2 separate regions of the Mus musculus genome follow, and region 2 is linked to region 1. A link is a loop called in an ENCODE intact Hi-C map of the cell type or tissue named here. Cell type or tissue: heart. All regions are shown on one strand. Region 1 overlaps Rrp15 (ribosomal RNA processing 15 homolog (S. cerevisiae)). Region 2 has its middle 100 kb from the start of Lyplal1.

Region 1 (5,000 bases):
AGTAGATCGACTTGCAGAAGAACAGTGTAATCTGCTTAGTTTAGGACTTCTGTGGAAGTTAGGTCTAAGGGATGTAGCTTAGCCTGCAGAGTACTTGACCAGCATGCACAAATGCCTGGGGCTTAGCCTCAGCACGGTGTGAACCATGTGTGCTGCTGCAGTTCGTGCCTGTAACCCACAGGCAGTGGTAGAAGCAGGAAGATAGATCAGAAGGTCTGGCCCAGTCTTGTTTCACAGTTAAGTTTGAAGCCGGCATGGAATACAGGAGACAATTGTACACCATTTTCTGTGTATTTTAGCGTTAGTTCTGCTGGGTTGTTGATGGGAGGTAACAGGTAGTAGAGCAGCGTGTGTAAGAGATGTGGATTTTGGCCTGTGCTTCAGGGCTGACTTGCTCATGAATGCTTGAACAAAGGCTTCATGTCCTGAGCCCTCGTTCCCTTTCGTCATATGGAGTGATATTCCCACCTGGCAGGCACTCAGAGAGTCAGAAATGTGGTGCTGCAGAGGGTCTAGCCAGCACACACCGACTCAGTAATACAGCAAAGACAGCCACAACAGGCAGGCAGGGTCATCATGATAAAATGTAAGTAATAGGACCAGCAGGGCTCCTTGACAGATGCTCTTGAGAAACTTAGAGGGAATCTGGGACTGTAAATGACAGTGTAGCCATCTGGTTTTGTTTGTCTCTTGTTTTGCTGTCCTGCCTTGTAAGGTCTCTTTGCACTCATGTAGTCTTGGAAGTCACATTTCACCCCAGACTCACTTATTTTAGTACAAAGCTAGGGTTTGGTGCTCTTTGCCACTGAGCAGCGTATAAGCCAGGGTCTCCACACTTTCCTATATTCCTACTGAGGTATTCTTTATAGAAGCCTCCATTCTCTGCGGGGATCCATCGCCCCTCAGGGTGTCCCTGTGACCATTCTGCTATTTAAATGCATTGCTGTGCCATCCGAGGTTGCTCCCATATTAGCTAGCACCCGAGTGTCCTGGTTCTTGTACCGTGTCTCCATTCACTCTTACTGGTTGTGTCAGTGCTGGCAGGAAGGTTGTGGCTTGGTGATGGGATCTTCTGCCTGCTTGTGCCCTGTGAAGTCACTGCTGTACTGCATTCCATAGGCCTGGCATGAGGTTGTTCTGGAACTTTCCTTCACGCTGAGCCTGGAGACTTTCTTCTCCCTTGGCTGTCTCTTCTGCACTGCAGTTAAGGAGCCTCCTGAACGGGTTCTACTTCACACTGTCTTCTATTGTCTGTCTGTTTTCCTGTGTGATTGTCTCAGTTTTACCTTCTCACCTGCCTCCCTTCTCCTCAGCTTCACTCCAGGTTGGCCATCCTTGATGTCTAATGGGTGCTTTAAAACCAAAGTGAACCTGAATTCCAGGCTGAGAGTTCCTTGCCTAGTCCATTAGGCCAAACCTGCTGTATTTTATTTAAACAAGAATTTTAGCTATTCAAATTACAGACTATGAAGTATGCTTAAACTGTCATAATTTCGAAAGCCCTCAGACTATCTGGAGTACCAATCTATTTATTGTTCCTGATTCTCAAAGACTGAGCAATCTTGTTTCACTGCCTTTTATAATTCTAAATTGTATTGTTGATAAATTTAAAACCCAAACCAAAAAAAACTGAATTGAAACCAGGTCATGATGGCTCATTTTTATAATCCCAGCACTCAGGAGGCTAAGGCAGAATTGCTGCGCGTTGAAGTCCAGCTTGGGCAACATACAGTAATGAGTCGTAGTCTAACATGGTTTGCAGTATGAGACCCTATTTCAAATTACTACTTTAATCAAAAGCTTTGAGCAGTTAAGTTGGCCAGCCTGCTGTAATTGTTGGTCCTGAGTGCCAGCAAGAGCATGGGGTTGAGTCAGAAAACCTGGAATAGCTGTGGAGCTTCCGCTCCAGAGAGTCCAGCAGTCAGTGGGGAACAGGGCCCGGCCACTCACCTGACAAGCATTCCACTGTCGTGGTCTCACACCACACGAGTGTTTCTAGTCCCCAGTGCTGGTTCCACTGCAGCCGGTGTCGATACGTGAACTACTAAGTCAGCTCCCAGTCTATGCAGTTGTCTGCCTCCCTGGCTCCCGGCTGTTCTGGGTGCAAGCTGTGATTTAGTTTTTTATCCCACAAAGGCAGAAGCGGTCCATTTTTCCTCTTAATACATAAATAGGTTCCTAAAAAATAAACAAGCTGTAGCACAGTTATGTAATTAGCTTGTGAAACCTTGCGGACATTTTGGTGTCTTTTTAAAAAATGCTTGCTACATAGACACAGCCCCCAGATGGGATAGATTTGCAGACTACCTGTGGTTGTGAGAACAGGACTTGGTTTTGGTCACGTCAGTGTTGCAGTACACACGACTGCCACACGGTGGTGCTGTTGTTCCACAAAGGAAGGCGTGTGTCCTTAGCTCCAGGTCTTACCCCGTGGCTGCGTGGAATGACTTGTCTCCTGAGTTTGTTGCTTGCTTCAGTTACTTCTAACTCCTGGGCTTTATTAGTTCCCGACTCCGTGACTGTGTCAGGCAGTGAGACCTTGTATGTCCGCGCTGCTACAGACTCTGGAAGAGGCACTGTCTCAAGCAGCTGCACAGTGCCAGTTAGCTTCTCGCTTCAGTGCGCTTGGGGTTAAACTTTAGGCTCCATTAAAGTCACTGCCAAGGATTTTCTAATAAGGTACCACCAAAGGTTAATTAATGTTGTCCAAATATTTTTAAAAGTGATGCCAAATCTGTATTTTCCCCAACTCTAAATTATTTTGCTTTTATGTTTCATTGGTAGAATTGAAATTTTTTCTTTACTCTGTATTTGTATATACATGAGCACAGAATATAAAATCAATTTTATATTATTTTGGTTTTATCTCATTTCAAAGTACATATTGAAAAGTTTGTTTTGAAGTATATAATTTTTAAATTTTCTTTATGGTTAAATTGATTTGTGAATGTTTTGGTTCTGTGATTTTTCTTAGACTGAAGTGAAATCAGAAGAGAGCCCAGGGTGGAAGATTCTGCGAGATGATTTCATGATGGGAGCCAGCATGAAGGACTGGGACAAGGAGAGCGAGGGCGAGGAGCCTGCTGGTGGCAGGGCAGAGGCCGCAGCCAGCCGTTGAGCGGCAGACGGGAGCATCCAGCTCCGCTGCAAATGACCCGACGGTTGGGAGCCTGCGCATGGCCATCTGCCAAATGCTAGGACTTCCTGAGAACCTGTGCTCTAGGGTTCCTCAGGTGCAGACTGTATTAAAGCTGTATTTTTAATTCTTACAGAAATTTAACCTGTTTTTCTAAAATATTTGTACAGAGAAATATTTTTTTTCTTGAGCAGTAAACTGCAATTTTCTAGGATCCTTTGCTGTGGACACATGCCCATCATCCATCAGGGTTTCTAAAGTGCGGTCCCATTTATAATTAAAGTGAATTTGATATGAAATCTCTGCTTCCCTGCTCAGATCCATAGATCTGTCTGTCACGGAGGGTGGGTGATTGGTGCCGTTGGTTTGTGTGGCTAAGCCTTTAAGAAAAAGGTACATAAAATTTCAAATTGTTATCTTTTCTATTTTAGTTCTAGAAAACCAGTGAAGCTGTGTGATTTCCTCCACTATTTCTGTGAAACTTGGCTCCAGTTACCAAGTCTGTAAGGGAAGTAGGTATTGAGCGTGACGCGCTCTCATGAGAAGGACCCGTCTCTCTCCATCTTTCCATGAAGGGAGCCCTGCGACCACCCATGGCACACACTTGGATCTGCTCTACACTGAGGCCCAACCCTGCCCCTGGGTTGGAGCAGGAGGTTTATGTTTTCAGGCCAAATCAAGGGCTATAAATGTTCCATGACTACGGGGCCCCTGTCAGAGTGAAGCTCGTAGCATGGTGCTGAATGCTTATTATAGGAAAGCCGTAAGGTGCGTGTGTGTCTGTGTCTTCATCTCACTCGGGAACGTAAGTGCCATATTAAATTGTGTGGCTGGTGGTTTTGTCATTTTAATCTAAATAACTGTGAGCAAGCTTTCTCGGTAGTGATCCAGGGATGCTAAGTAATGGGACATTGCTGAGCGGAGGTTAATGCAGCACACAGCGTCTTTGCAGCTTCTGAAGCCCGCGTGGATAACAAAAGGGCATGCACAGCTGCCTGTGATGAACAGGTTGTCCTGGAAGCAGAGCTGACTTCTCTAGCCCTTCAGTTAACTTCAGGAAGTTGAGCCCAGTTTTCAAAGCATACACAAGGAAGAGAATGTTCACAAATTTCTTCTTTCAGAAGGGATTTTATTCCATCATAGAATCAAGTTGCCCCTGGACCACAGTGCCACTTGTAAGAGAGCTCATGACGTAACTTTGTCATGTGAACATGTCTTATAGGTTTTAGAGTCCCTGTGCCTTGGTTGTAAAATACTGAAACAGAACCTGTATGTGCGAGGGGGATGCTGAGGAGCACGTCTGTCTAACTCTTGAGTCGGACTTGTGAGATACCAGGGTAGTCTTGGAAATCTCCATCATCCAGCTTCAGCTTCGCAAACAGGTGTGCACCGCCACAGCCAGCTACTGAGTGTGCGGGAGATGGGTGTAGTAAATGGCCTACCTCTGTGTATGCACCGTGGCCATTCAGTACCTGTGGAGGCCAGAAGAGGGCGTCAGTTGCCCGATAGAGAATCAGAGAATCTGTGAGCCTCCATGTGGGTGCTAGAAATGGAATCTGAGCTCTGGAAGAACAGCCAGTGCTCTTAACTGTTGAGCCATCCTTCCAGCCCCACGGCTGTTGTTTTTAAACATTTGTTTATTTTTGTTTGTATTTGTATTTCTCTCTTAAATATGTGGGCATGAATGTATTGTTCTTGAAAGCCAAAGGAGTGAGATCTCAGGGCCAGAGTTACAGGTAGTTGTGAGACAGTGTGTGTGTGTGTGTGTGTGTGTGTGTGTGTGTGTGTGTGTGTGTACCAGAGGTAAATAGAGATGTCTTCCTCAGTTGCTTTCCAGCCTACCTAGCTGGTTGCAGTTGAACAT
Region 2 (5,000 bases), 700 kb after region 1:
GTAACTGATTATGACTGCGCCACCAGCATGTACAGAAACAAATGGCTTAGGAATGCTGATACAGAAGACATTAAGAATGGAATTAATATTGGGTGAAACAGTCTGTATTTCAAATATGGCGCCTAGGTTAATGACTTCAGGTCTAGAGAAAACGACGCCCCTGGAAAAGATGTTGGTTGCCTATTTTGTGTTATTGGAAGCGCATCTCTTCTGCCCTGTCCCTAAAGTCTTTTCAAGTTTCTAAGTGTTGCAAGCCAATCATAGAACTGTGAGTTTGGTGCACTGACTCCTGAAGGATGGACAGCCAAGCTATTTTCTCATTCTGTGGCTCGGGCGATCACTGAAATGGAGAATTTATGAGAACAGATTGATCAAGGGTCAGGCCAGGAAGGATGAGTCTTGAGTCATTTGACAGAATGGATGAGACCTTGAACTTCATCGCTCACCTATGTCTGTCTTGACCCCCATGAGTCAGACTCTGGAAAGCTAGGCACTTCCCATCCATGTCTGAAGAAGAACACCTACCTTTAACAGAATTGTTAAGTCCTTAGACCACAGTGTTTGCTCCTGACATCTCTTAATGGTCAAAATCCTTACAGATTTTTTTAAAAACGCAAAAATGTCCCCGGTTTTTGTTCCGTTCTTTTCACAGGTGCCCATTATTCCAGAATTGGCATTTACATCATGTCAATTTCTGTTCTCAAGTGAAAATAGCCTGTGCCATTATGACCCTGGCACCCAAAAAGCGGCAGCATCATACTCCTCCAGTACTTTTGTCTGATAGCTATAAGAAACTCCCTCTTTTGATAAGAAAGACTTACAGACATGTCTTTCTCTTGGCATTATTCCTGAGGTTGAAGCACTTCATTATTGTCTCTCAAGACCCACCTTTGCATCATTTTTTATTCCAATCTTTTGTGATGCTTTTCCCCTTGGCACAATACCTAACACACAGAATTGAAGTTAAGCCTCCTCACCAGCCTGCTGCCTGGCAATGAGATTGATGAAAACTAGTAGCAAGTATATTTGGAGGAAAGAGTTCTTGGAAGCAGTGCTTAGGGGAAAAACATCTACTGTGCAGAGGAGGAAATGGACAGCAATGTGTATATATCAGCAGGTCTAAACCTGTGGGTTGTGACTTTTTGAAGAGCCTTAGATCAGATATCCTGAATATAAGATATAATATACTACATTTCACAACAGCAGCAAAATTACAGTTACCAAGTAGGAACAGAATAATTTTATGCTTGGGGTCACCACCACATGAGGAGTAAAGGGTCACAGCAGTAGGAAGGTTGAGAACTGCTGATATATACAGAGCCTTCTTCTTGGGAGTTTTGGAGCTTGGAGGACCTTTTCCTGGTTCCAAACCCTCATCTCAAGCCTAAATGAAGGAGCTCATTTTTTTTTTTCGTGACAATCTATAGAAATATCTGCACTAGCTCTCTACTCATGGGAAAGCCAGGCTTTCCATAGCCCTTCTCAGCTCTGGGCAGAAAACTATGACACCTGTTACCTACCCTGAGAGCCTGCACTGGCCATCCCTGAGAACCTGCACTGCCCATCCATGACAGCCTGCACTGGCCATCCCTGAGAGTCTGCACTGGCATCCCTGAGAGCCTGCACTGGCATCCCTGTGAGTGAGCCTGCACTGGCCATCCCTGTGAGTGAGTCTGCACTGGCCATCCCTGAGAGCCTACACTGGCTTCCCTGAGAGCCTGCACTAGTCATTCCTATGAGCCTGCACTACCCACCCTCGTGAGCCTGCACTACCTATCCCTGAGAGCCTGCACTTCCTATCCCTGAGAGACTGCACTGCCCATCCCTGTGAGCCTGCACTGCTCATTTGTGAGAGCCTGCACTGGCATCCCTGTGGGCCTGCACTGCCCATCCCTGTGAGTGAGCCTGCACTGCCCATCCCTGTGAGTGAGACTGCACTGGCATCCCTGAGAGCCTGCACTGGCATCCCTGAGAGCCTACACTGGCATCCCAGAGAGCCTGCACTAGCATCCCTGTGAGTGAGCCTGCACTGCCTATCCCTGTGAGCCTGCACTGGCAAACCAGTGAGTGAGCCTGCACTGGCATCCCTGTGAGTGAGACTGCACTGGCCATCCCTGTGAGTGAGCCTGCACTGGGCATACCTGAGAGCCTGCACTGCTCATCCCTGAGAGCCTGCACTGCCCATCCCTGAGAGCCTGCACTGCTCATCCCTGAGAGACTGCACTGCCCATCCCTGAGAGCCTACACTTGCATCCCTGAGAGCCTGCACTGGCATCCCTGAAAGCCTGCACTGCCCATCCCTGTGAGCCTGCACTGGCCATTCCTGAGAGCTTCCAGGGTCTGTGATACTCAATAAGCTTGCCTCTTCTGTGGAGCTTAGTTTACAAGAATAGAAGAAACATAGAACACTAAAGGCATGTCACGATGCCATGCTAACTTTACACTTCGGAGACACTAGCATGCCCACTTCCTTCTACTTCTCTTCAGTGTCTTAGTTCAAAGCCAAAGACTGCCAGAGCCACTGCTGTTATTCTGTTCCTTCCCCCAGTTATCTCACAAGCTGTACCTGCCCCTGCCCCTGTCATTGTTCCACAGATCATTATACATATATTACACACCAAGGCGTATACAATATAACACAGAACTCTTACTGTGTCATGCTAAATGTCTTTGCAGTGTCATCTCCCCCCCCCCAAGCCTTTTTTATATCACCCAACCTCCCAGCTCTCGGCCAGTGCCCATCTTTCCCACGGAAGGACTGCTGTGCTACACATTCCCAGCAACATTTGGTAGACAGTGATTTCCTTTACAGTGTTTTCTCTTTCTTCAGTTCTCTTGCCCTTCATCTTCCCAGTTGGCATTAATACAATATAAAATACAGTATGATGATAAACTAGTTCACACAGTAAGGATTTTCTGAATTTCAAAGTAGTTTCTATGCCCATGGGGTATCACAAAAATGCGCCCCACATTCTAGAATTGTGTGAGCAAATGATCTGGATGAAATAATAACTTTTAAGACTCCAGGAGTTCATTCAGGTTTCTGGGTCAGGTCCCAGCTCTTATTCTTATTCCTAGAGGCTAAGCATCTCAGTGGATGGTTAAAATCTCCATGCTAAGGTAGTCGGGAAGAGAGTTGTCATGAGTGGGGTACAGGGAAAGGAAGGTGAAGCACTCTTAGCACAATGGTTTGTTTGCCCGGGCTCTTACTCAAGCAGACACTTGGGACCTTGGAGACACCTGCAGAGGGAGTTAGCCATTACCCAAGCATATATGTGAAAGGGACAGAGTCTTGAAATGAAAACATCAGTGTGAAGACAGGTAGCTTGGGGGTGAGGGGGAGGAGAGACACTAACCAAACACTCTTTTTCTATGAGTCACCTTTAAAGGTCTTTCTTAAATTTTTTTTTATTTTAGAAAACGTATGATTTAAAAGGCTCAAACAGCCTAGGGAAGTAAATCCATGCATATTTCCAACATGAGTTAATATTTACTAAGACATCATAGGTTACAACAAATGAAACGTTTTGGCTCTCTCCCTGAAACTTTCTGGCCAACCATGTTAGTGGCTGTTCCTACAGATAGTTTGTAACTGTTTCCTCGCCCCTCTCAAGCAACTGAAGTACAAGTCAGAAGGACTCAGGAATGTGGTTCATAAGCCAGCGTCTTTGGAAAATGTATTTGAGGTTGAGGAGTGGACAGGCGGTGTGAACGGACAGACCCTAGTCATGGCCACTAATAGTTTGGAAATGTGAGTTAGATTTCTCCTTGTTTGAAGCTGAATTCCTTCTTATGAACCTAGGTGCCCTCAGAGAAATGCTTTATAATCCAAAGAAATGTTTACTTTGGATTCCGTTTCTCTTGTACTTTTCACTTGTGACCTTAGGAGTGAGCTCGCGACTGGAAGAAAATCTGTCTTCTGTCTCTACTATTAAATAATTACCTACGCACTGAAAAACCCACACAAGACTCACAGTGGCCTTGTCCCAAGGAGATGCTTTGTGGAATGGTTGAAATTATATTTATGATGTTTGCAAACTTTAGCTCAACTGCTGAGATAGTTCAATGCAGTAACTAGCATGCTTCCAGTATTCAACTTTGCTCTGTAGCATGCTGCAATCACTGAGTGTGATCCAGCATGTGTTTCTGAGGGGAGAAGTAGTGGGCCATTTTTTGATACTATGATTGTATTTGGCAGGCATCTCAGACAGAAACCCTGTCTCAGCCTCTTAGGACTACAATTTCATCGTGAAGTGTGAGAAGGTCTCCTGAATGGAGAAATAGCACACAGTCACGAAGAGCCTAGCTTGCAAATGGCTGTTGTGGCTTTTCATTGGCATTGATTGGACTGTTTGAAGACTTTAGTTTCCATCATCAATGGAATCTAGTGATTTTCACTAATGGATTTATGAAAGCGACTTCAATATGTCAGGATGGCATTTCTGAAATCCTCAGGAAGGAATGGAGAAGGTAGAAGGAACTCGTATTGCTCATGGTCATTATAGTAAACTTTTACCTGGTGCTAACAAAATGCAGAGCCAAATAATGCACATAGGATCATGACAAATGCCTCTAACCACTCAATGAATGCCATTTTAGAGTTGGGGACACTGAGGCTTGGAGAGGTAAACATAACAAACAGATGGGGGCAGGGCTACATAAAGAAGATATGAAGATTTAAATTCAACCCTGCCACTAAAATAGCCAAATCATTCCATTATGTACCCTGCTCATGAATGTGTCATGCGTTTGAACAACAGGACCACAGCAAATGGAACAACCAAGCCATTTAGCTACAAAGGGAATAAAAACATATTGATGTATGAACTATCTCCCTTCTGTATATTCTTCCTTCCTGTCTCCCCCCACTAATTCTCAAGGGAAACAAATGAGGGGGCATCATTTCAAAAATCCCAAACATCCTTCTACATCTTCATGCTCTAGGTATCCACAAGGCGTTTCAGAAGAGAGGATTTCAAAGATGCTTAAGGTGCTGCAGC

What was found. Peaks named below come from ENCODE experiments on the same cell type or tissue, not always from the same donor. Only the 100,000 strongest peaks of a DNase experiment are listed, where the experiment ranks them.
Region 2: it touches region 1 in a loop (5-fold over the local background); 5 of 42 quality-filtered maps call a loop at or near these places.

The regions. Positions count from the first base shown.
Region 1 is chr1:186,719,521-186,724,520 of GRCm38, reverse strand. Rrp15 (ribosomal RNA processing 15 homolog (S. cerevisiae)) reads left to right here. Exons shown (of 5, transcript NM_026041.2): 5 at 2,975-3,435. The coding sequence ends at 3,118. Among named protein-coding and RNA genes, the nearest start is that of Tgfb2, 16 kb to the right of the region's middle. In heart, CTCF peaks have their summits at 2,356 and 4,602 (motif pointing right); a DNase peak (open chromatin) is centred at 2,380.
Region 2 is chr1:186,014,606-186,019,605 of GRCm38, reverse strand. No RefSeq gene overlaps it. Among named protein-coding and RNA genes, the nearest start is that of Lyplal1, 100 kb to the left of the region's middle. In heart, no CTCF peak of the experiment used is centred here; no DNase peak of the experiment used is centred here; H3K27ac peaks cover 879 bases.